Regions from separate parts of the Homo sapiens genome. Here region 1 is linked to region 2. Evidence: chromatin contacts called from ENCODE Hi-C or POLR2A ChIA-PET data. All regions are on one chromosome and are shown on one strand. Each heading gives the region's core, a stretch centred on a gene start or an enhancer-like site at or near the end of the contact. The rest is flanking DNA. Distances are from core to core; before and after follow the strand shown. Region 1 overlaps INPP5B (inositol polyphosphate-5-phosphatase B). Region 2 holds the start of SNIP1 (Smad nuclear interacting protein 1).

Region 1 (6,441 bases), core at 594-3,093, 370 kb after region 2:
TTTTTTTTTTTTGAGACAGAGTCTCGCTCTTGCCCAGGCTGGAGTGCAGTGGCGTGATCTCGGCTCACTGCAACCTCCACCTCTGGGGTTCAAGCGATTCTCGTACCTCAGCCTCTTGACTAGCTGGGACTACAGGCATGTGCCACCCTGCCGGGCTAATTTTTGTATTTTTAGTAGAAACAGGGTTTCGCCATGTTGACCAGGCTGATCTCAAACTCCTGGCCTCAAGTGACCCGCCCACCTCAGCCTCCCAAAGTGCTGGGATTACAGGCATGAGCCACCGCTGCTGGCCAGCATTTCCCATTTCTAATTGTATTTCCCAAATGAAAGCACGTCTAAATAATTAGCATTGCTTAAGTCCTGTGTGACTTTCCAGGAGGCAAACATTCACTCCCATTTTAAAGACATAAGAGGAAAGTTGAGACACACGTTTAATATCGTACAAAGAGGTCAAGCGCGGTGGCTCATGCCTGTAATCCCAGCACTTTGGGAGGCAGAGGCGGGAAGATCACTTGAGGTCAGGAGTTTGAGACCGGCCTGGGCAACACAGGGAGATCTCGTCTCTAAAAACAAAAAGAGGCTGCGCATGGTGGCTCACACCTGTAATGCCAGCACTTTGGGAGGCCAAGGCAGGCTGAATCACTTGAGGTCAGGAGTTCAAGACCAGCCTGGCCAACATGGTGAAACCCTGTCTCTACTAAAAATATAAAAATTAGTCCAGGCATGATGGCTCACGCCTATAATCCCAGCACTTTGGGAGGCCAAGGTGGGCAGATCACCTGAAATCAGGAGTTCAAGATCAGCCTGGCCAACATGTTGAAACCCCGTCTTTACTGAAAATACAAAGAGTAGCCAGACATGTTAGCACATGCCTGTAATCTCAGCTACTTGGGAGGCTGAGGCAGGAGAACTGCTTAAACCCAGGAGGTGGAGGCTGCAGTGAGCAGAGATCACACCACTGCACTCCAGCCTGGGTGACAGAGTGAGACTCCGTCTCAAAAAAATAAAATAAAATAAAAATAAAAATAAATAAAAACAAAAAGAGAAAGTAATAGTGCACCAAGGAACCATGAAGAAAAGAAAAAGAAAAATGTCCAGGCCTCTTGACATCCACTTTGTTTAAATTCTCATCATTGGCATTCCAAGAAAGAAAGTCTCTTCTCATTCATATTTGCTAGCTTCAGTTCATGTATGGATCACCAATAACAAAACTGTTAGAGCGTAATTTATTTTATATATTTATCTATTTAAATTTAGAGATATCACTATGTTGCCCAGGCTGGTCTGGAACTCCTCAAGCAAGACTCCTGCCTCAGCCTCCGAGTAGCTGGGACTACAGGTGCGCACCACTGTGCCGGGCTAACAGTATATTTTAAGTAGCAAAGAAAAACATGCAAGTCAGCTAGCATCTATCCTCCAACAGTACAGTATCTTTCCTCTAATAAATATATTGATGCCTCCCTCTTCCTGAACTGTCCCTCCCTGAGGATTTTTCTGTTCAAAGCTCCACTTCTAACTGAGTGTTTGTGGGTCACCTCACTTGCTCTCAACAATAACTGCAGAATTCCAAAACAAACTGTTTTCAGAAGAAAAAAAGAATCTTTAGGGGGTTCTCTTGTACTAGAAACATAAAACTGGATTAAATGGCCCAAAGAAGGAAAATGGAGAGGGGAACAACAAAAGGAAGAAGAAAAACGAATACAGTTCTCTTTTGTTTAAGGAAACAAAGTGACTTAAAATAAGTTACTTAGGAGCCTGCAGAGCTTCCCACAACGGTGGAAATGATGGGCAATATTTGTTCTCTAAGATAAACAAAAGCAAATTTATTTTCTCCATGCTAAAAGGATATGTTGGTCACACAAGTTTTACCTATTAGTACTGACAAAACAAGATGAAAGAGAGAGTGAGAGAGAAAACCACCCCGGGGGCTATTTTGCTAACATGCTCTCTGGCTTCTACTCTGGTAAACTAGGTTACCCTTTATGTTACCCTGAGATATAAATAGCATTCATTTCCTTTCACTGGCATGACAGACTTTAATACTTTGTTTCCTGGGTCCAGAAGAAAAAATACTTAAACACATCCCCTTGTAAATTTGAGTTACTACAAAGCTGGTTCATTTCTTTTTTTTTTTGAGACGGAGTCTCACTGTCGTCAGGCTGGCATGCAGTGGCGTGATCTCAGCCCACTGCAACCTCCGCCTCCCAGGTTCAAGTGATTGCTTCAGCCTCTCAAGTAGCTGGGATACAGGCGCACGCCACCACGCCCAGCTAATTTTTTATATTTTAGTAGAGATGGGGTTTCACCACGTTGGCCAGGATGGTCTTGAACTCCTGACCTTGTGATCCGCCCACCTCGGCCTCTGAAAGTGCTGGGATTACAGGCTTGAGCCACCACACCCGGCGAAGCTGGCTCATTTCTAATCAACTTTGGATTAAAAAAAAACAAAATGTATTTGCTATTACTGCTTTGTTAAAATAGCCCAGAATGGCCCCTGTGGGACTTCTGAGTAGCCATTTCCTTTTTAGTGCATAGTTCAAAACCCTCCAGAACACAGCTCCAGGTTTTGCATGTACCCAGGATGCAATGCAGGTGAACATTTTACAGACTGACTTGGATAAGTACTGGGCCCTGTACAGGATCCTCAATGGGGTTTTCTGAATAAGAGCAACTTCAGTTGCTAGATGGAAATAATGAGGTATTTCTCCCAAATCAGACTTCACTCTTTTTAAGGAAAGAAAAAGCTGCAAAAGGAAGTTAACAGCATCCCTGGTCATCTAGTGGTTAGGAAGAAAAAAAAAGAAAAGAAAAAAGATGTTAAGAACAGTGAGGCCAGGCGCGGTGGCTCACGCCTGTAATCTCAGCACTTTGGGAGGCCCAGGCGGGCAGATCACAAGGTCAGGAGATGGAGACCATCCTGGCCAACAAGGTGAAACACCATCCCTACTAAAAATACAAAAATTAGCTGGGTGTGGTGGCGTGCAGGTGCATGTATGTAGTCCCAGCTACTAGAGAGGCTAAGGCAGGAGAATTACTTGAACCCGGGAGGTGGAAGTTGCAGTGAGCCAAGATCGTGCCACTGCACTCCTAGCCTGGTGACACAGCAAGACTCCGTCTCAAAAAAAAAAAGGAGCAGTTAAATAAGTGCAGGAGCAGAAAGACTCCTACCAATCTACCGATTCAACTACCAATCTAAAGTCAGTGCAAGCTGGGCTTGGCAAGAGAATCACGTGAACAAGCTGCCACTCAACCAAAAGCATTACCTGACTTCAACACCACAAGTTACCTCCTAGACACTGGTCTGAACCTGAAGACGTGGATTCCAGTCTGAAACTAGCTCCATTTCATTTTTCTTTTTCTTTCTTTTTTTTTTTTTTTGAGACAGAGTCTCGCTCTGTCACCAAGGCTGGAGTCCAGTGGCGCAATCTCAGCTCACTGCAAGCTCTGCCTCCCAAGTTCACGCCATTCTCCTGCCTCAGCCTCCCGAGTAGCTGGGACTACAGGCGCCCACCACCATGCCCGGCTAATTTTTTTGTATTTTTAGTAGAGACGGGGTTTCACCATGTTAGCCAGGATGGTCTCAATCTCCTGACCTCGTGATCCGCCCTCCTTGGCCTCCCAAAGTGCAGGGATTACAGGCGTGAGCCACTGCGCCCGGCCTCATTTTTCTACTATAATCTCTACCAAGCTCAGCCTAACACTCCTGAATTCAGCAGAGACAAATCAAAGAAAAGAAAGGACATTTTGAAAGAATCATCAAAGATCATTCCTATCTCTATTAATGCAAAGGCAAAGAATGAAGACCAGATTCACCTATCCCCCAAAATGCCTGGGCCTCAAAGGTGCTCTATGCCCTTGGCTCACGCTACAAGGAACACTGTCCTGCTGGGCCAACCCTATACTCTCTTACCTCTATCTACGTATTATCAGACCCCTCTCAGTCAGACTGCCAGCTCCTGAGGGGTGCCTTTGTTTCTCCTGCCGTGAATCAAAAACAGCTTTTTTTTTTCTGAGGGGACAGAGTCTTGCTCTTGTCACCCAGACTGGAGTGCAATGCCGCGATCTCAGCTCACTGCAATCGCCACCTCCCGGGTTCAACTGATTCTCCTGCCTCAGCCTCCCAAGTAGCAGGGATTACAGGTGCCTGCCACCATGCTCAGCTAAGTTCTGTTTTTTTGGGGTTTTTTTGTTTTGTTTTGTTTTGTTTTGAGATGGAGTCTCGCCCAGGCTGGAGTGCAGTGGCGCGATCTCGGCTAACTGCAACCTCTGCCTCCCAGGTTCAAGCGGTTCTCCTGCCTCAGACTCCCGAGTAGCTGGGACTATAAGCGCACACTACCATGCCCAGTTAATTTTTTTTGTATTTTTAGTAGAGATGGGGTTTCACCGTGTTAGCCAGGATGGTCTTGATCTCCTGACCTTGTGATCCGCCTGCCTCAGCCTCCCAAAGTGCTGGGATTACAGGCATAAGCCACTGTGCCTGGCCTAATTTTTATATTTTTAGTAGAGACAGGATTTCGTCATGTTGCCCAGCCTGGTCTTGAACTCCTGATCTTGTGATCCGCCCACCTCGGCCTCCCAAAGTGCTAGGATTAGGCATGAGCCACCGCGCCCAGCCAAAAACAGCATTTTTAAGCAACCATTTGCCTTGGTTTCTCTAGGCTATCAAGTAGTGGGTATTTTGATCATATGCATATAGGAAAAAACAAATCTACTACTCCGTTTCCCTTGGGGCCTGTATCGACATCCAGAGGCAGCCCAAAGGGTTCTTCCCACCTGTTATAGAAGATGTAACTCTCCTCTGAGGCCAGAACAACTCTGGAAACAGAGATGACCCAAACAGAACTGGAGAGCTTGATACCATTTCTTACCAATTTTAGCAGCAGCAACTTAGCAATTAACAGTGTCACCCAGTCACTTACTGTAGGTATTACGATAAGATAAAAAAAAATTTTTTTTTTTTTGAGATGGAGTCTCGCTCTGTCTCCCAGGCTGGAGTGCAGTGGCACGATCTCAGCGCACTGCAACCTCTGCCTCCTGGGTTCAAGCGATTCTCCTACCTCAGCTTCCCAAGTACCTGGGATTATAGCCATGTGCCACTACACCCATCTAATTTTTGTATTTTTAGTAGAGACAGGGTTTCGCCATGTTGGCCAGGCTGGTCTCGAACTCCTGACCTCATGATCCGCCCGCCTCAGCCTTCCAAAGTGTTGGGATTAAAGGCATGAGTCATCGTGCCCAGCCAGAAACAGCATTTTTAAGCAACTGTTTGCTTTGGGTTCTCTAGGCTATCAAAAAGTGGGTATTTTGATCATATGCATATAGGAAAAAACAATCTACTACTCTGTTTCCCTTGGGGCCTGTATCGACATCCAAAGGCAGCCCAAAGGGTTCTTCCTACCTGTTATAGAAGATGTAACTCTCCTCTGAGGCCATAATAACTCTGGAAACAGATGACCCAAATAGAACTGAGGGGCTTGATACCATTTCTTACCAATTTTAGCAGGAGCAACTTAGCAATTAATAGTGTCACCCCACTTACTGTAGGTATTTTAAGAGAAAAATTTTTTTTTTTTTCGAGATGGAGTCTTGCTCCGTCTCCCAGGCTGGAATGCAATGGCACGATCTCGGCTCACTGCAACCTCTGCCTCCTGGGTTCAAGCAATTCTCCTACCTCAGCCTCCAGAGTACATGGGATTACAGGCACCTGCCACCACGCCCATCTAATTTTTGTATTTTTAGTAGTGACGGAGTTTCGCCATGTTGGCCAGGCTGGTCTCGAACTCCTGACCTCAGGTGATCCGCCCGCCTCAGCTTCCCACAGTGCTGGGATTACAGGCATGAGTCACCACGCCTGGCTGACAAAATTTTTAAAACTATTTATTTATTTATTTTAGAGACAGTCTCACTATGTTGCCTAGGCTGGAGTGCAGCAACTAATTCACAGGATCAATCATAGTGCACATCACCCTCAAACTCCTGGGCTCAAGCCTTCCACCTCAGCCTCTCAAGTGGCTGGGACTACAGGTACGCGCCACCATGTTCAGCTTTCAAATTATTTTAAAATAAAAATAAAACCGAAACCGTAACAATAATTCCTCACCAGCATATGGCTAGTCTCTGTTTTTTGAAAGGAAATGAAAGATTGAGATCCCTGCACATTTCTCAGTCGGGGCAGCTAACTGGCTTCAGAGCTAGCTGGCCTGACTTGTCATAGAAGACTAAGGGAATGAAGTGCCTGCATGGCCTGGCTCTGGTGTACTGGCTGAGAACACAGCACCCACCTCTTTCTGCTGCCATTGGCCTTGTCCTCCGCCAATTGTCTGGATTCTGGCAGTCTCTTGTGAAGGGGCAAGGAGATGAGGTGCTCTTAAACTCTCACCCGTCCCAGCACCATAGCCCAGAATGTCATGGAAACTCTAGTGATAGTGAACTCTGAGATAA
Region 2 (4,584 bases), core at 1,439-3,938:
AAAGATCATTTGAGGATATAGCAAAGAGGTAGCCATCTGCAATCCAAGGACAGAGGATTTTTTTTCAGGAGATTCCAAACCTGCTAACACCCTAATTTTTGACTTTTAGCCCCATAACTACAAGAAAATGAATTTCTGTTGTTTAAGCCACCTACTCTATGGTATTTCATTATGGTGGCCCTAGGTAAACTAATACAGCCACTCTGGAAAACAGTCTGGCAATTTCTTAAAAGAATTAAACCTGCAACTACCGTACAATCCAGCAATTGTACTCCTGAGCATTTATCCCAGAGAAATGAACTCTTAACGTTCACATAAAAACCTGTACACAAATGTCTATATAGCAGCTTTATGTGTAATAGCCAAAAAATGGAAACAACCCAGATGTTCTTTAATGAGTAAGTGGCTAAATCCATGCCATTTGGATACCACTCAGCAATGAAATGGAACAAACTACTGAGAGATGCAACCTGAATCAATCTCCAAAGGATTCTGCTGAGTGAGAAAAGACAATCCTAAAGGTTACATACTGTATGATTCCATTTACATAACATTCTTGAAATGACAAAATTATAGAAATGAAGAACAGATTAGAAGTTGACAGAAGTTAAGGAAGGATAAAAGTGGGAGATAAGTGGGTTTGGCTACAAAAGGACAACACGAGGTATTCCTTGCGGTGAAGGAAATGTTATCTTGACTATATCGATGTCAATATTCTGATGATGATATTGTACCACAGTTCTGTTATGAATAGATGTTACCACTGGGAGAAACCAGGAAGAGTATATCTCCCTGAATTATTTCTGACAACTGCATGTGAACCAATAATAATCTCAAAATAAAAAGTTTAATTTAAGCAAACAAGCAGAAAAAATAAATACAGCCAGTTTTCAGAAAAGCCCATCGGAGGTACAAGTAGAGATGTAGGCGAGCGTACGTGCACATGTGTGCACACACACAACACACACACACATTCCTCTTTAGCTGTGATAGGAAAAGGCTCTCAATTTGGACCCATCAAAACACCCCAATCCACTTACCTGCTTCACTTTGACTGTTGAGTGGTGAGGACTTCGGTTTCTCTTACTGCGAGGAGACTTGCTTCTTCTCCCTGAGGCCTTGTTTTTCTTTTTGGGTGGGGACCTATTCAGAGCATGGTACACAGGATTTTATCGCAATTTCCCTTCCCCCATAAAAATTAGCTTCCAGTATCAGGCTTACCTACTAACACAAACACCGCATTTGTGAAGGTCTCTGCCGGTCACATTAAAGGAGTCACGAGGTTCACTTTCCTAGCCCTAACATCTCCCTTGCATTCCATACTCACATAGACAACTGTCTACTGAACCTTCTCACTTAGGTAACATAACTCTTAATTCCCAACCCTTCAAAAACCTTTCCTCTCCTACTCCTTGCCATCTCGCTGATTGGCATCACCATCCGTAAGTCACCCTTGACTCTTTATCCTTCACTACCAACACCCCTACCATCAATAACAATCCCTCCATCCTGTGGTTCTACTTCCTCCCTGTGCCATCTCATTCCTACCACCCACCTTCTTGACCACTATAATCCACCGACACTGGCTTTTTCCCATTTCAATCATAATTCATTCTACTTCAGGTTCTTTGCAGATGTTGTTTCCTCTGCCTGGATCTTTAAGAGGTTGGATCATTCTTATCAGTCAGGTCTGGGCTCAAATGGCACCTCTTTAGAGAGTCCTCCTCCCTCTTCTCTCCAATCTCTCACTATCACATTACTGTTTTAATCTATCAATAATACTTGTTACTAACTGAAACTATTTTGTTTATTTTTTTATCATGTCTCAGGGTTAGAGCATAGCCAATTTGGCATCGGTGAAGATCATCTAACTGAATCACCCTTGCAGCCCCAATACCTAGGGCAGTCTTTAACACTTAATAGGCACTCAGTAAAACTATGGTGAATGAATGCATAAATAAATGAGTCTAGCAAGAAGTAACTTTTTTTTTTTCCCCAGTTTCTGTTAGGTAGCTCGCTTAGACCTCGATGTGAAAACCTTTCTGGCAGGTAACCGGAAAGACAACGCCCACACTCCATTTGTGGGAGGGATGGGGAAAATCTCAATCCAATTTAACAGATTATCAGTGCTATCTGTTGGGCCACACTCTTCGAAGTGCTAGGAACACAAGAATGAAGGAGTGGGATCCTGCCGGTTAGTCATTAGGCGTTGAACACCGAGCTATAATGCAAGTGACAGAGCAAGCATAACACAAGCACGACTGGATCACTCTCAACAGCCCCTCAGGATTAAGTCCGGGCTGCTGCGCCCACCATTCAAAACCTGTTTCGGACGCTAGCCCTGCCCGCCTTTCTGAATGAGCCCAACCCAATGTCCATCCTGGACTGCTCCCCCACTTACCGGCTAACTCCTCGGGCTCGGTTCCCGCGGTGGCCCGAGCGGGCCGGCTCGCTGGTCGGCGGAGACGGGCTACCACCGGAGTGGTCCGGACGGCGGTGGGCGGGAGGTGCGACTTCTGGGCTGAGACGCTCCTGCTTCACCACCACCCCCGCCGGCAGCACCACGTCCCCGTCCCGGTGTCTTCGCCGGCTCCCTCGCTCCCGTTCGCTCTTCACCGCCTTCATTCTGTGATTTTGGCTGGGCGAAAGAAAACAGATCAGTTGAGCTCCTCTAGCTGGAGGAAATGACGAGTTTAACTCCTGGACTTCCGCTTCCGGGGTGCCCAGGCTCCCAGAAATCCTCGCGGCAAAGGTTAAACACGTGACTACTCCCTAGTGGGTGTGGCCGCAGCGACAGGCTTGGGTGGCGGGAGTTTCAAGTTTCAAAAACAAACTTCTGGCTGGGAGTGGTGGCTCACGCCTGTAATCCCAGAACTTTGGGAGGCCGAGGCTGACGGATCACTGAGGTCAGGAGTTAGAGAACAGCCTGGCCAACATGGCAAAACCCCGTCTCTACTAAAAATACAAAAATTAGCCGGGTGTGGTGGCGCGCACCTGCAATCCCAGTTACTCGGGAGGCTGAGGCAAATGAATCACTTGAACTGGAGGCGCAGGTTGCAGTGAGCAGGGATCTCACCACTGCACTCCAGCCTGGGCAACAGAGCGAGATGTCTCAAAAACAAACAACAACAAAAACTGGGAAAAAGCAAACCTCTCAAGGCTGTTTGTTGCCACATTATTAGTAATTACAAAACGTGGAAACAATGTAAATACCAGCAGTAGGGAAGTTAGCCAAATTAATGGGTGTTATGTGGCCATTAGTAAACCATTTACAAACTTTAAAAACCCTGACTTGTTAACGATAAAGCAGGATACAAAATTGTGTGCAAACTATAATTACATTTACATTTGGAAATAGAAGGGAGGAAGAAATGGAAATGCAATCAGAGATGATAACCCATGGGCAAATCATTAGCTTTTCAAATCATTAGCTTTTCCTCTTCTATTTCCTGAACTTTCTGCAATGCTGTTGGGGCTCAGAAACCAAAACCCCAAAATACGGCTCACTGACAAGCTGAACTGAAGAAGCCTCAATGTTCCTTTCCAGTGCCCATCATCTCTCCCAAAGCACAGGTCTTTATCTGCCTAAGATCCAGACTACCAAAAGGAATAATTGTTTCTTTCTTCTCCACCCAAGAATGTAATCACACCTGACCAGAGACCCTTATACTGTCAAAAGTAGCTATTTACAGCCGAGCACGGTGGCTGCAGCCTGTAATTCCGGCGCTTTGGGAGGCCAAGGCAGGAAAATCGCTTGAAGCCAGGAGTTTGAGACCAAACTGCCTAACATAGCAAGACTGTCTCTACAAAAAAATTAAATTTGGCAGGGGCTAGTGGCTCGTGCCTGTGGTCCCAGCAGAGACAGGAGGATCGCTTGAGCCCAGGAGTTGGAGGCTGCAGTGAGCCGTGATGGCACCACTGCACTCCAGCCAGGGCTACAGAGTGAGACCCTGTCTTCAAAAAAACCAAACCAAAACAAAAAAAAAAACACAAAAAACTATTTACAAATTTATCTCTGTTCCCTTATTCATTCATTCTGCCTAGTAATCCCTGAACAGAATTCCTCCTTCTCCCACCCTCACAAACCTGTTTTACCAGGAGGGTATATAAGCTTCTGAACCCTTTTCGGGGTGGGTAATCATACTGTGATTCTCCCCGTGTATACATTTTAAATACATTTGTATGCCTTTTCTCCAATTAATCTGCCTTTTGTGAATTGATTTTTGAGCGAATCTTCAGGGGGCAAAGGGGAGGTTTCCCATTGGCTCCTACTTTGTCATTTCTCCATTTAATTAGAAAAATACTTCAGGCTGGGCGCGGTGGCTCACGCCTGTAATCCCAGCACTTTGGGAGGCCGAGGCAGGCGGACCACGAGGTCAGGAGTTCGAGACCAGCCTGGCCAACGTGGTGAAACCCCGTCTCTACTAAAAATACAAAATTTAGCCGGGCATGGGGGCACGCGCCTGTAGTCCCAGCTACTCAGAAGGCTGAAGCAGGAGAATCGTTTGAACCCGGGAGGCGGAGGTTGCAGTGAGCCGAGATCACGCCACTGCACTTCAGCCTGGGCAACAGAGAGAGACTCCG

What was found. A loop is a pair of places that touch in the nucleus more often than their neighbours do. ChIA-PET counts read pairs that join two places held with the same protein, here RNA polymerase II (POLR2A). Pooled maps may share reads with other maps.
Region 1: a map with no recorded cell type shows a loop between it and region 2 (4-fold over the local background). The contact joins the enhancer-like site here to the promoter of SNIP1 in region 2. A Hi-C loop is called at or near these places in 1 of 37 single-sample maps with no recorded cell type and 7 of 50 pooled maps. POLR2A ChIA-PET finds 5 or more read pairs at or near these places in 3 of 52 experiments (GM10248, Panc1 and activated B cell).

The regions. Positions count from the first base shown.
Region 1 is chr1:37,924,177-37,930,617 of GRCh38, forward strand. The region is part of intron 7 of INPP5B (inositol polyphosphate-5-phosphatase B); the gene reads right to left. Among named protein-coding and RNA genes, the nearest start is that of INPP5B, 20 kb to the right of the region's middle. RefSeq lists an enhancer at 1,987-2,226. Within about 2 kb of position 1,844, at least 5 of the 41 ENCODE cell types and tissues checked have a DNase peak (open chromatin) inside an H3K27ac peak, as active enhancers do.
Region 2 is chr1:37,551,605-37,556,188 of GRCh38, forward strand. It overlaps SNIP1 (Smad nuclear interacting protein 1), which reads right to left and starts at 2,689. Exons shown (of 4, transcript NM_024700.4): 1 at 2,402-2,689; 2 at 1,041-1,143. The coding sequence starts at 2,625. RefSeq lists a silencer at 2,412-2,471 and an enhancer at 3,943-4,584.